2 separate regions of the Homo sapiens genome follow, and region 2 is linked to region 1. The links are chromatin contacts, found by Hi-C or POLR2A ChIA-PET in ENCODE. All regions are on one chromosome and are shown on one strand. Each heading gives the region's core, a stretch centred on a gene start or an enhancer-like site at or near the end of the contact. The rest is flanking DNA. Distances are from core to core; before and after follow the strand shown.

Region 1 (6,459 bases), core at 2,201-4,700:
CTAAAAAAAAAAAAATTGAAGTGGAATTTTCTTGGTTCAAATTTACCATCGATATAAGTTGGATCATTATATAAGCCAAACATAATAAAATTGAAAATGTGTTCTAAATGTTATTTGGGTACCCACTGTAGCTGTATTATCCTAATAAGAATTTTACAGAATTTTGCTGATCTTAAAGTGTTCTTTGCCTGGATTTCAGAAACTGCTAATATTTTTTGTACAGTCACATTAACGAAAGTGGTACTGTGACAACACCCCAAACTGGGGTGATCTTAGGATAAAGCAAAGATGTGAATTTCCCTTCTAATCTCCTGACCACTAAACCCCCCTTTACCTTATTTATCTGTAGAATAGTGCTAGATTGTTTTGGAGGGGATTTTTGCTCTTATTTTATCTTCATGCCAAAGATAGAAAAGTTGTGGCTAATAAAGAGATGTTCTTTCAGATAGAAAGTTTTTCTTTTCATAGGCTTTCCCTTCTACTTATCTTGGTAAGTAGAACAGGAGCTGAAATCTACCATAACACCATACCCATTTGACATCAAATCAATAATTATATACTTCACCATAGTGGAGCATATAAATGAAACAACATAATCTTGAAAGCAAAAAGAGTCCCCAAATGGCCCAGATAATCATATATCAGATTGGCAATGTCTGCAAGTATATGCATTCTCATGTACATTGGCCAAGCCAGGCCCACTACTGCAGAAAGGAGAAAGGATTCTGACACCATTTCTTCTGACACGTCTCGCAACCCTAAAATCTATTAAGGTTATATGGCTTAAACTCAGCAACACTGCTTTAAAATACTCACTCAAGTTAGATGGTTCTAAATAGAACTAATGACAGCCAGAAGAGAAAGGCCTGTAGGAACTTGCTGTGACACAGAGCTGGTGTCTATAAACAGATTAGTAGAAGAGAGCAGAACATTGTTCTATCACCATAACTTTCGTGTTTTGGCATGAAGATACAATAAGATAATAGGAAAAAATTACCTGTTACATAGCCTACCACTGTTCTGTTCTGATAAATAAAGATTAAGAAGAGTTTAGCCTGTCATCTCTCCATATACTTGTATATGATGTATCAATTTAGTAATTAATCATAAATACCCACTAGTGTTATGTACTAAAGATTTGTCTATGGATATGAAAGACAAATACACTTGGGAGCAAGAACGGGTGAAATTTTTGATCTCTTCAAAAAGTTCATCACAATTAATTCTTAGTTCAAAGGGCAACTGAAGCCAACCCCACTTATCATTTGTAAAAGGATAAGGGATAATACAGCTAAAGAAATCCTGAATCTGTATTAAACTTACTGTTTAACTGCTGACTAGTAGCCAAGATTGGATTCTTTTTCTCTACCATCTTTATATAAGAATTCAAAGGAAATGCGACAGTTTAAAAGAAGAAGAGAAAAAGTTAAATGCTTAAATAGTCTACTCAGCGAATATATGTGGAGCATCTACAGTGGAAGGTAGCTATGCCAGTGGTTCCCAAATTTGTCTGTCTATTAGAATCACTTGAGATCTTCAAAAATTCCAAAATACAAAAAAATTAGCTGGGCGTGGTGGCATGCGCCTGTAGTCCCAGCTACTCAGGCACTGAGGCAGGAGGATGGCTTGAGCCCAGGAGGTAGAGGCTGCAGTGAGCCGAGACCACACCACTGCACTCCAGCCTGGGTGACAGTGAGATCCTATCTAAAAAAAAAAAAAAATTCCAAAGCCCAGGCCACACCACATCAATTATCTCACAGTCTCTGGGGTTGGGACACAGTCATCACTGGCAATATTTGAAGCTCCACAGGTGATTTCAGTGTGCAGAAAAACGTGGAAACCACTAGACTATAGAATGTTGTAATTGTCAGTTATATTAAATGAGTATTAATGATCAAAAGATTCATGTGCATGATTCTAATTACTATTTTATTTTCACAACTTATGTGTGTAGTATAATTGTTTCTTCTACTTAAAAATATTTTAATATTAATCATTATTAGTCTGCTTGCTAAAATCACTCTTGCTACTTTCTTCTGTTTTCATATATCAACAGGAATTGGCAGCAATGAAACAGATTCTCGTTAAGATGCATAGTAAACATTCTGAGAACAGCTTACTTCTCACTAAAACAGAACCAAAACATGTGACAGAAAATCAGAAATCAAAGACTTTGAATGTGCCTAAAGAGCATGAAGACAATATATTTACACCTAAACCAACACTCTTTGTAAGTACAATTTTTAAAACTCATAATTTTAATATTCCTGATTCTTACTAAATGTATTTTAGTTAATTTTTTCCTTTTACATTTATGAAATGAGTAGATTCCACAAATATGTTTCATGAAAAGACCTTGAAGGATTTGCATTAATCCATTTTCTAAATGTGTATATTACCTATCTTATAGATGATAGTATATTTTACTGTAATTCCTCATAAAGTGTGAAATCAATTAACATAAACTGAAATGCATTGTTAGCTAAAAATATATGTGCACAGAAATTAAAGAAAAAGAAATAAGAAAAATTTGGATTAAAAGGTAAAATACCAAAAATATGTACAGTTATTATGTGCCAATTTTTAAAAATAGAGAAAATAAATTAGGAAATATTGAAAACTATATATTTTAACAAATAATAAGAATCAAGATTAAAAGGCAAGAGAATTAAAATAGGAGTAACATTATTAAATATTCCATTTTACTTCAAATGGTTTCTCAATCATGCTTTCATTTCTCAGGAGAAACATGATTTTTATCTGCTAAACATAGAGACTCAAAACCAGAAAGATTTTCTCTGATATTCTGATTCAGTGAGTCCCCAGAATCTTAATTTTTTTAACTCCCAAGTTGAATATAATAGTCAAATATGAGAACTTCTGATCTCAGTCATTTTATTATACATGCAGATAATGCTACTGAAGATTAATAGGATGAAAGAGATTTTTTAGTGATTATATAATTCAACCTCCCTTTTTAAAAAAATGAAAGTTGCAGTTTAGATCAAATAAGAGACAATTGGGCAGACATGGTGGCTCACACCTCTAATCCCAGCACTTTGGGAGGCCAAAGTGGGAGGATCACCTGAGGTCAGGAGTTCAAGACCAGGCTGGCCAACATGGTGAAACCCTATCCCTACTAAAAATACAAAAATTACCCGGGTGTGGTGGCACACGCCTGTAGTCCCAGCTACTTGGGAGACAGGCAGGAGAATTGTCGGTGCGATGGCACCACTGCATTCACCACCTTGGCGAGAGAGTGAAACTCTGCCTCAAAAAATAAAATAAAATAAAATAAGGGACAATTATTTTAAGGATACGTGTGGCAGTAATGTAGACTAAGCTGACAGGCGGGAGAAAACAGGATGGCTCAGTTGACTAGCCTGGACACAAGGCGGCTGAGTCCATGCATCTTTTCCTCTGTAGTACATCAGCTTCTCTTTGTTTCTCCTCTAGTTTCTGCTTACTCATGTTTTCCACTTCCTCATTAACTTGCTCACAGCCCTTTGTCTTGAAACAGGTTTCTGTACATCCTTTCTGCATCTACTCTCTTATAATGTAGTTCTCCCTGTATTTTCCAAGACTAACAATCTAATTGGCATAGCTAATTCTTGTTGGGTGATACCCCTTTTTGGCAAGACTTCCTAAGCTTATTACCCAGCCTACAGAATGGCTGCCCTTAATGGTGAGCAGGAGTCACACAGTTCCAAATACAGCTGCCGAGGACTGTTTATTAAGGGCTATGGCTAGGCAGGTTTTGCTCAGAGAGTGGGCAGAGATTGTGGCAGACACTATGCTGTGTCTATTATAATCTATAGGAAGAAAGCAGATTGAATACATACACATTAATGGGAAATAGGGTCAGATGAAAACCACAAGATACAGCTGAATACTTAAAGCCTGTCAGCACTCTCTGATCTGCCTTTCTGATCCTACTCTGCTCCAGGCAGTGGCACTATTCCTTCTGACCCTGACCTTCTGCATTTCTAGCTTTAGCTTGGTAACCTGATTGTGATTTTCTGGAATACCGGCTATAATCAATCAGTACATGAGTAACAATAAGATTTCCCCAGTACCTCCAGATAAGGTTATGCAGTGATGATAAAATTAAGAAGATTCAATATTAGTTGGGTAGTTCTTCCTTCCTTATTTTTGCTTATCTGGATTTTCTATTTTATTCTACAATAAAATTCTTTTTAAATAATAATAAGGGAAATTTTTTTCAAAAGAGGTACAAGCTCAGCTATGTCCTAATGAAAACTGAGAGGTAATACTACAAACAAGTCAAATCAAAGACTGTAAGCTAATGCAGAATTAGTAAGGTGAACCGACTAGATAACCTGGGGCAAATCATTAAATGTTCTCAATGTGTTCTTATCTATAAAATTAAGTGGGAGGTTATAATGAAATGAGTTCTGGACTCCTTTTATTCTAGCATGCTATGATTCTCTTCAGGCATCATAATTTTTAGTTATTCTTTTGAATATTTTCAATTTTCCATAAGAATACTTTTTTATATTTTCTCTGAACTTGTTGATAAGGAATTTACCACGCTAATATTTGAAGTAAGAGCTAATCATTTTATAATCTCATGGTTTTATACCTAAAATGAAAACATTTCTAAATCCAGATCCTTTGGCTGAAAGTATTTGCTATAGGTATTTTCCCCTGATAGTAAATTCAGTGATGGATGGGTGGATGGATGAGCGTTTCCATATGCATTGACAATATGAGGCGAGCCACACAAAACTACTGTTAACTGGGTAATGGAGTGGGAGCAGTGCTGTGACGCAGAGGAGGAGAAATAAGAGCTTGACTTTTTTTTTTTTTTTTTTGACACTTAGGTCTTCTTCTGAAGACTTTTTTTTTTTTTGGAGATGGAGTCTCTCACTCTGTCGCCCAGGCTGGAGTGCAGTGGCGTGATCTCAGCTTACTGCAACCTCTGCCTCCCAGGTTCAAGTGATTCTCCTGCCTCATCCTCCTGAGTAGCTGGGATTACAGGCATGTGCCACAACGCCCAGCTGATTTTTGTATTTTCAGTAGAGGCAAGGTTTCACCATGTTGGTCAGGCTGGTCTCAAACTCCTGACCTCGTGATCTGCCCACCTCGGCTTCCCAAAGTGTTGGGATTACAGGCGTGAGCCACAGCACCTGACAAGACTTTTTTTAATGTGCTTTTTTATATGTATACAAATGTTTTACAGTGTACAAGTGATATTTACATCTGAAGGCAACCTCAAAATTCCCTTTTTTAGAAAAGCTCTGGCCTTTGAAATGACATATGTGACAGAGTCATTGTTCAGGCACTTAGTGTACCAACAAAAACTAATTGAACCACAGAATGTAAGTGCCTTAAGGACAGAAACTGTATTCCTTTTGTTTTGCATAGCATCTGAACAAAGCAGATACTCAATAAATATTTGCTGAAGAGAAAAAAAGGAGTTATTTGTCTCCCCAGTTTAGTTATGTTCTTAGCTGTTAAAACTCTAAACTGGGTGGGGAACTTTAATGTTAAAGTAAACTACAGGGAGAATGAAAGCTTCACCTCCCATGACTCTAGTTAGTGCTACTTCTGCAACAGGCAACTTAAGTCTTCTTTATTCAGAAACACCCAGTTCATTCCCACTAATCACCTACTTTCACTCTTAAGGTAGCTTTTTGCTGTGCTATCCCTTTTTTCCCAGCCTCACTTATCTCTTTCTTAGAAAAACCTAGAGCTATTCTAATCTGATTTAGAACAACTTTCCTCTTTCCTTCCTGAGCAGTATGGGACTCTTTTGCTGCTTTTCTGCTGCCATCCTATTCGAAAATAGAATTTATACTCAGGATTCACATCATTGTCATTATTTTCTCAATACCTTATTAAAAATGCAGATACTAGCAACTCTACTTTTAGTCTTTTCACCAAGTAGATTGTAAGCATTAAAACAAAAAAGAGCTTGGGCGCAGTGGCTCACACCTGTAATCCCAGCACTTTGAGAGGCCGAGGCAGACGGATCACCTGAGGTAAGGAGTTCGAGACCAGCCTGGCCAACATACTGAAATCCCGTCTCTACTAAAAATACCAAAATTATTCAGGTGTGGTGGTGCATGCCTGTAGTCCCAGCTACCTGGGAGGCTGAGGCAGGAGAATCACTTGGACCTGGGAGGTGGAGGTTGCATGAGCCAAGATCATGCCTCCACACTCCAGCCTGGACGACACAGCAAGACTCTGGTCTCAAAAAAAAAAAAAAAAAAAAAAAAGCCTTAGGCTCTAAGTATGGTAGCAAACAATACGATTGTGCACCTCCAGTGTATAGTGTGTGAAGTGTCTGATTTTTGGTGAGTTTACGACGTAGTTCAGGCCTTGACTTACATTTGTTATCTCATTGGCTAGCATATGTTGTATAGATAGATTAAGTTTATATAATTGATACATAAGTGGTTATATGAACGACATGATTCCCTAGAAGAGCTTTGG
Region 2 (6,459 bases), core at 2,889-5,388, 76 kb after region 1:
TTCCTATGAATTTCTTTAATAAGTGTTTCCTATTTTTCTCCCTTTTGATTTTTAGAAGCAAATCTAATATGAGCCTATTTCAGAGACTAAATTTCGTAAGTCTCAAATGATGGGAAAAATCTAATTATTATTGAATTGCATGAAAATATTTTCCTCTTGAAATAAGAGCCCATTTTGAGCTTCAAGGACTCTTAAGTTCTAAGAGTTTAGATTAGGTTGAAATAATTTATTCTACTTTAAAAGTTTGGATTGTTTAGGTTCGCAGAACAAGATACAAGATTTTAAGTTCTTTGAGGCCAGAAACCAAGTCTTATTTGAGTTTTGCAAGGCATTTAGTACAGGTTACACCTTCACTAATAAACAGTGACTTTAATTCTCATGATATTTTAGCTTTATCAGATATTGATTGAGTTGTCTTTTAGTCACCAGGAAGGAAACCGATGTGTAAATTTGCTGCAATAAACTTTTAAAACATTATCTAAAATAACTATTTTAAGATAAATATTTTATCAGTGATTTTTATTCTTTTGTTAGAAGAATCTATGTAGAACATTTTAGGGAAAGGCCTTGGTATGTCTATTGAATGTGTTCAGCAGAGCAGAGAAACTTCCCATTCCATTGTGATAGGTTCAGAAGTCATTCAGAGGGGGGAAAAAAAAGGACAATTTTCAGTTTGTTGCTGAGGATTTTTAAAATGGCTTACAAACATGTTCCACTAACCCACTGAAATTCACTTACCCTGGGGGAAAGGAGCTATCGTTAGGTGATACCTGGGAATTGGCAATACCTGAACAGTGCTCAGGACCCCACAGGCCCCACAGAGGCTGGCACTGCCAGGTTGTGCTCTCTGTTTCAGATCGTCTGGGGTTCAAGGCTTGCTGTGAGTCCATTAAGCCATTCCTTAGCTGACCTTCGCAAGTGGCTTTAGAATCTGGAAATGAATTTGAACAATATGTATGTGTTCCTTAAATCGTTCAAAGAGAGTGTATTAGTGTTTGCTAATGGAAGATTTAAGTGAGACATTAAGGAAAAGTGGCAGACCAGGATTCTTAATGTGGAGCTCATCGTTTTGCTTCTAACTCTACGGGGTTATTGTGAGGAAGCGAGATAATGAGAAGTACCTCGCTCTGGAGTATGTGCTCCATGGCTGCTGGTGCCTGCTCCCTTTTCCTTTTACCGGTAATGTTTCTGCTTAACATTTTTGTAAAGTATGTTAATGACTTTATCAGCGTGGATAGTATGCATGTTTAACTTGAACATAGTTTTCAAAGATTAGAGATTCTAGCAAAATACTCCTGTAATTTAAAAACAGAATGAGAAAACACATACTTTGAGATAAAGTGGGAGCTTGTTTTCTGTGCTGTACAAACTTGTCACTTTTTTCTTTTTGCCTTTGGAAAGTTTCACGTTAACAGCATGAGAACTTAAAAATACAGTTGATGTTGAAAGAGCTTAACTAAATATTTTAAATTGGTGGTATTGGAAAGAGATTCTGTAAAAATCCAATTAAACTTTTGAAAGCTCTATCCTGTTGAAATATAACTTAAAGGAAGTCAGTTTGGTTTCCCAGAAGTACTGTGCATAGTGTTTCTGGCTGAGGAAGAAAGGCCCAAGTCTGCTGTTTGGCCAGAAATTGGGTACCAGTTTCCTCTACGATGTTTTACTTGAACGGTGTTGACACTTGAACAAATCCCATAGAAACTGCCCCAAGTGGGGGGATAGTTGTCCTTACTTTTATGGTAAGACTTGGCCCCAGTAACTAACATTCCAGACACTGGTAGTATTCTTGGCTGAATACTCTATAGATGTGCATAAATTGAGAGCAAAACCCCAAATGTTTTAGAAACTTTAATGGCTACCGTATTTCAAGCAATCAGTAAAGTAAACTTTAAAAAATACTGGTGCAGTTTATTGCTTCATAGCCAATAAAAATAGTGAACAAAAAGAGTCTAGTGTCCCTTGTTTCTTACATAAACTCTGAAAATTCAGTTCTGCTATTTAATTATTAAATTCAAAAGACTAGAATGATTTCTTTTAAAATTGGGAGCACTATAGGAATTTTTTTCCTTGTCTCAGACATCAGAAATAACTTTTTCTTTCCATTAAATGACAGTAAAGTATTTAACCAATATGTTTGTTTCTGTGGTTTATTTTTCACAGGGAACAAAAACTAATAGTACTGTGCAAAAATTTTTTTTGTGATCAATTTACATCTACAAATGTGATAGCTATATTTACTACTGGTGTTAAAATATTTCTATATATCAGACATTTTATGTGATTGTAAGTGACAGAACGTGATTTATACTTTGTTTTGTAAATGGCTTGAGTGTCTTAGGTTAAATTTCTGGTTAGAATCTACTATGAGGGGAGAAAAAACTTCTAGAATTGAGATGTTCATTTTTAAAGTGGATTGATAGGAACCAGAAAGGGAATTAAAACAAAAACTGTCTGGGTCAGAGGCAGAGGAGAGAAGAGAGGAAGTATGGCACAGCAATCCATACCATGGGAAATGTAGGTGAACTCTCAAGGGAAAAAAAATTGGGACCACTTTCATGTCGTCTGTTTTGGCACTTTCTTCTTTGTCTGAGAGTCAGAGTGGTTATCATGACAACAAAAATATATTAACCACAAATTGTAGAAATCTCAGTTGATGAGGACAGGGTCTTTTAAAGTTTAGACTGACTTGGTTAATCCTACAACTTCCTGAACATGATACTGCTAAATTAGGCAGAAAGGTTGTGCAGTTTCTGTTTCGTCAGAACTAAACAAGTGTTCAAAGCAACTCTGAGGTTCCTCCCTTTCAGAAGGAAACATTTTTTTAAGGGAATTTAAGAGGTGAAAAAGTATCTATATAAAACTCAGCAGTAAGCCAGTAATACTTTAATATACAAATTTATCTCACGAATTCTTATAAAAAATTCATAGAAAATTATAAAATCATAAATGTAGGAACTGCTAGTTAATGCTCACTGAAAGAACGTTTTGGCATTTATTCCTACTGGAATATATGATCTCCAGTAGGATTCTTCACAAACAGAGAATTAAGACTACATTATGAATATTTAGTGGTTTTGAAAGTTAAACAGCTGGCAAGCTTTGGGGAGCATTAGGAATAATATACATTACAGGATGGGAGGGAGGAACATACCAACTCAATACTCAAGGGAAGAGAACTGTGAAAGAATGGAATGGGTAGGTTGAACAATTTCAGACTTTTAGATGTATATTACACATGTAAGCTCCATGAGGCCAACTGTTTTTATTTTGTTAGCCATTGTATCACAAGTATTTGGGACAGTTCCTGGCCTATAATAGATGCTTGGCGAATTGTTTATGGAATGAATTTTGGGTGTAACACATGACAAAGAAAAACTAAATACAAGTCAACAAATGTCAGTTTTTACAGTTGTTTCATGGTCTTTTTTTTTTACCAATGTGAAGTTATCAGTACCAGACTATTTTGCTTCAATCTGCAAAAGGAAGGTGTGTGAAGGTGTGTGTGACTCTCAAAGAGTGAATGCCCTAATAGTCCATTTTGGAGGCCATGTTTTCAAGTGAACTGATTGATGAGCTGCAAGCTTCTGTCTGGCTAATTTAGAAACATCTAGGACCAGTTTCTGGTTAAGCAGTTGTGGTACATGAAATTCAATGTATAGGTGATTCGTGCAACAGCTTCTGAATTTTTTCCTCCCTCACCCACCTTACAGCCATTAGTCCTATAATAATTTAATTTGGGTTTGTTGGTATAGAAACTGTATTTGCACAATAATGATAAAGCCACTCAGGCTCATCTAGTCATTTCCTGGATTTATGTGTGTAGGAGTACATAAAAATAAGGGCACTGATTCGTTTTGTACTTGTCTAAAATTGTTATTCTTCAGTTGTTCAAAGGTACACAAAATGCTTTTTTCTTTATGAGGTAAAAAATACTTGGAGGTTATAAGAAATAACTCTTAACTAGCTTACTTTGAGTGGCTTTGATATGTATTTACTCATAATGGAATTCATGAGCTTTCCTTCTTTCGCTTGGCCAAGATTTTTTTTTTCTTTGAAATTCCTTCTCCGGTGTTATCTAGGATGTTTGCATTACAAGCAGGCCGCTTTACCTCCTTTGTTCGTTGTCACAGGTGAAAAGCCATACAAGTGTACCTGGGAAGGCTGCGACTGGAGGTTCGCGCGATCGGATGAGCTGACCCGCCACTACCGGAAGCACACAGGCGCCAAGCCCTTCCAGTGCGGGGTGTGCAACCGCAGCTTCTCGCGCTCTGACCACCTGGCCCTGCATATGAAGAGGCACCAGAACTGAGCACTGCCCGTGTGACCCGTTCCAGGTCCCCTGGGCTCCCTCAAATGACAGACCTAACTATTCCTGTGTAAAAACAACAAAAACAAACAAAAGCAAGAAAACCACAACTAAAACTGGAAATGTATATTTTGTATATTTGAGAAAACAGGGAATACATTGTATTAATACCAAAGTGTTTGGTCATTTTAAGAATCTGGAATGCTTGCTGTAATGTATATGGCTTTACTCAAGCAGATCTCATCTCATGACAGGCAGCCACGTCTCAACATGGGTAAGGGGTGGGGGTGGAGGGGAGTGTGTGCAGCGTTTTTACCTAGGCACCATCATTTAATGTGACAGTGTTCAGTAAACAAATCAGTTGGCAGGCACCAGAAGAAGAATGGATTGTATGTCAAGATTTTACTTGGCATTGAGTAGTTTTTTTCAATAGTAGGTAATTCCTTAGAGATACAGTATACCTGGCAATTCACAAATAGCCATTGAACAAATGTGTGGGTTTTTAAAAATTATATACATATATGAGTTGCCTATATTTGCTATTCAAAATTTTGTAAATATGCAAATCAGCTTTATAGGTTTATTACAAGTTTTTTAGGATTCTTTTGGGGAAGAGTCATAATTCTTTTGAAAATAACCATGAATACACTTACAGTTAGGATTTGTGGTAAGGTACCTCTCAACATTACCAAAATCATTTCTTTAGAGGGAAGGAATAATCATTCAAATGAACTTTAAAAAAGCAAATTTCATGCACTGATTAAAATAGGATTATTTTAAATACAAAAGGCATTTTATATGAATTATAAACTGAAGAGCTTAAAGATAGTTACAAAATACAAAAGTTCAACCTCTTACAATAAGCTAAACGCAATGTCATTTTTAAAAAGAAGGACTTAGGGTGTCGTTTTCACATATGACAATGTTGCATTTATGATGCAGTTTCAAGTACCAAAACGTTGAATTGATGATGCAGTTTTCATATATCGAGATGTTCGCTCGTGCAGTACTGTTGGTTAAATGACAATTTATGTGGATTTTGCATGTAATACACAGTGAGACACAGTAATTTTATCTAAATTACAGTGCAGTTTAGTTAATCTATTAATACTGACTCAGTGTCTGCCTTTAAATATAAATGATATGTTGAAAACTTAAGGAAGCAAATGCTACATATATGCAATATAAAATAGTAATGTGATGCTGATGCTGTTAACCAAAGGGCAGAATAAATAAGCAAAATGCCAAAAGGGGTCTTAATTGAAATGAAAATTTAATTTTGTTTTTAAAATATTGTTTATCTTTATTTATTTTGTGGTAATATAGTAAGTTTTTTTAGAAGACAATTTTCATAACTTGATAAATTATAGTTTTGTTTGTTAGAAAAGTTGCTCTTAAAAGATGTAAATAGATGACAAACGATGTAAATAATTTTGTAAGAGGCTTCAAAATGTTTATACGTGGAAACACACCTACATGAAAAGCAGAAATCGGTTGCTGTTTTGCTTCTTTTTCCCTCTTATTTTTGTATTGTGGTCATTTCCTATGCAAATAATGGAGCAAACAGCTGTATAGTTGTAGAATTTTTTGAGAGAATGAGATGTTTATATATTAACGACAATTTTTTTTTTGGAAAATAAAAAGTGCCTAAAAGATGTATGTGGTGCTTTTCTTCTTTACCTGCAATAAAGAGTCTGATCAGGGCGGTTAGTGAGAAATCAATTCCACACATTTGTAGAGGAGCCACATTGAACCCGTACCTACATAAGACGGGGATTTATTTTTTGAGACGGAGTCTCGCTCTGTCACCCAGGCTGGAGTGCAGTGGCGCAATATCGGCTCACTGCAACCTCTGCCTCCCAGGTTCAAGTGATTATCCTGTCTCAGCATCCCGAGTGGTTGAGATTACGGGCGCACGTCACCACGCCTGGCTAATTTTTGTATTTTTAGTAGAGGTGGGCTTTCACCATATTGGCCAGGCTGGTCTTGTGAACTGACCTCGTGATCCACCCACCTCAGCCTCCCAAAGTGCTAGGATTACAGGCGTGAGCCACTGCGCCCAGCTGGGGGATTTATTTTTTAAATTAGCATAAAGGGAGTCATAATTCACGAATACTTATCTGGCCACGTAATGCACGAGACCTTAAGCATCC

What was found. A loop is a pair of places that touch in the nucleus more often than their neighbours do. ChIA-PET counts read pairs that join two places held with the same protein, here RNA polymerase II (POLR2A).
Region 2: a loop to region 1 is called in a map of endothelial cell of hepatic sinusoid, with 10 times the contacts of the local background. The contact joins two enhancer-like sites. A Hi-C loop is called at or near these places in 1 of 168 maps with a recorded cell type or tissue (endothelial cell of hepatic sinusoid). POLR2A ChIA-PET finds 5 or more read pairs at or near these places in 7 of 52 experiments (A673, AG04449, Caco-2 and 4 more).

What each region holds. Positions count from the first base shown.
Region 1 is chr13:72,996,766-73,003,224 of GRCh38, forward strand. It overlaps PIBF1 (progesterone immunomodulatory binding factor 1), which reads left to right. Exons shown (of 18, transcript NM_006346.4): 17 at 2,057-2,230. Among named protein-coding and RNA genes, the nearest start is that of KLF5, 59 kb to the right of the region's middle. Within about 2 kb of position 3,451, at least 3 of the 41 ENCODE cell types and tissues checked have a DNase peak (open chromatin) inside an H3K27ac peak, as active enhancers do.
Region 2 is chr13:73,071,578-73,078,036 of GRCh38, forward strand. KLF5 (KLF transcription factor 5) reads left to right here. Exons shown (of 4, transcript NM_001730.5): 4 at 4,131-5,961. The coding sequence ends at 4,309. Among named protein-coding and RNA genes, the nearest start is that of KLF5, 16 kb to the left of the region's middle. RefSeq lists enhancers at 3,151-3,957, 3,958-4,763. Within about 2 kb of position 4,139, at least 3 of the 41 ENCODE cell types and tissues checked have a DNase peak (open chromatin) inside an H3K27ac peak, as active enhancers do.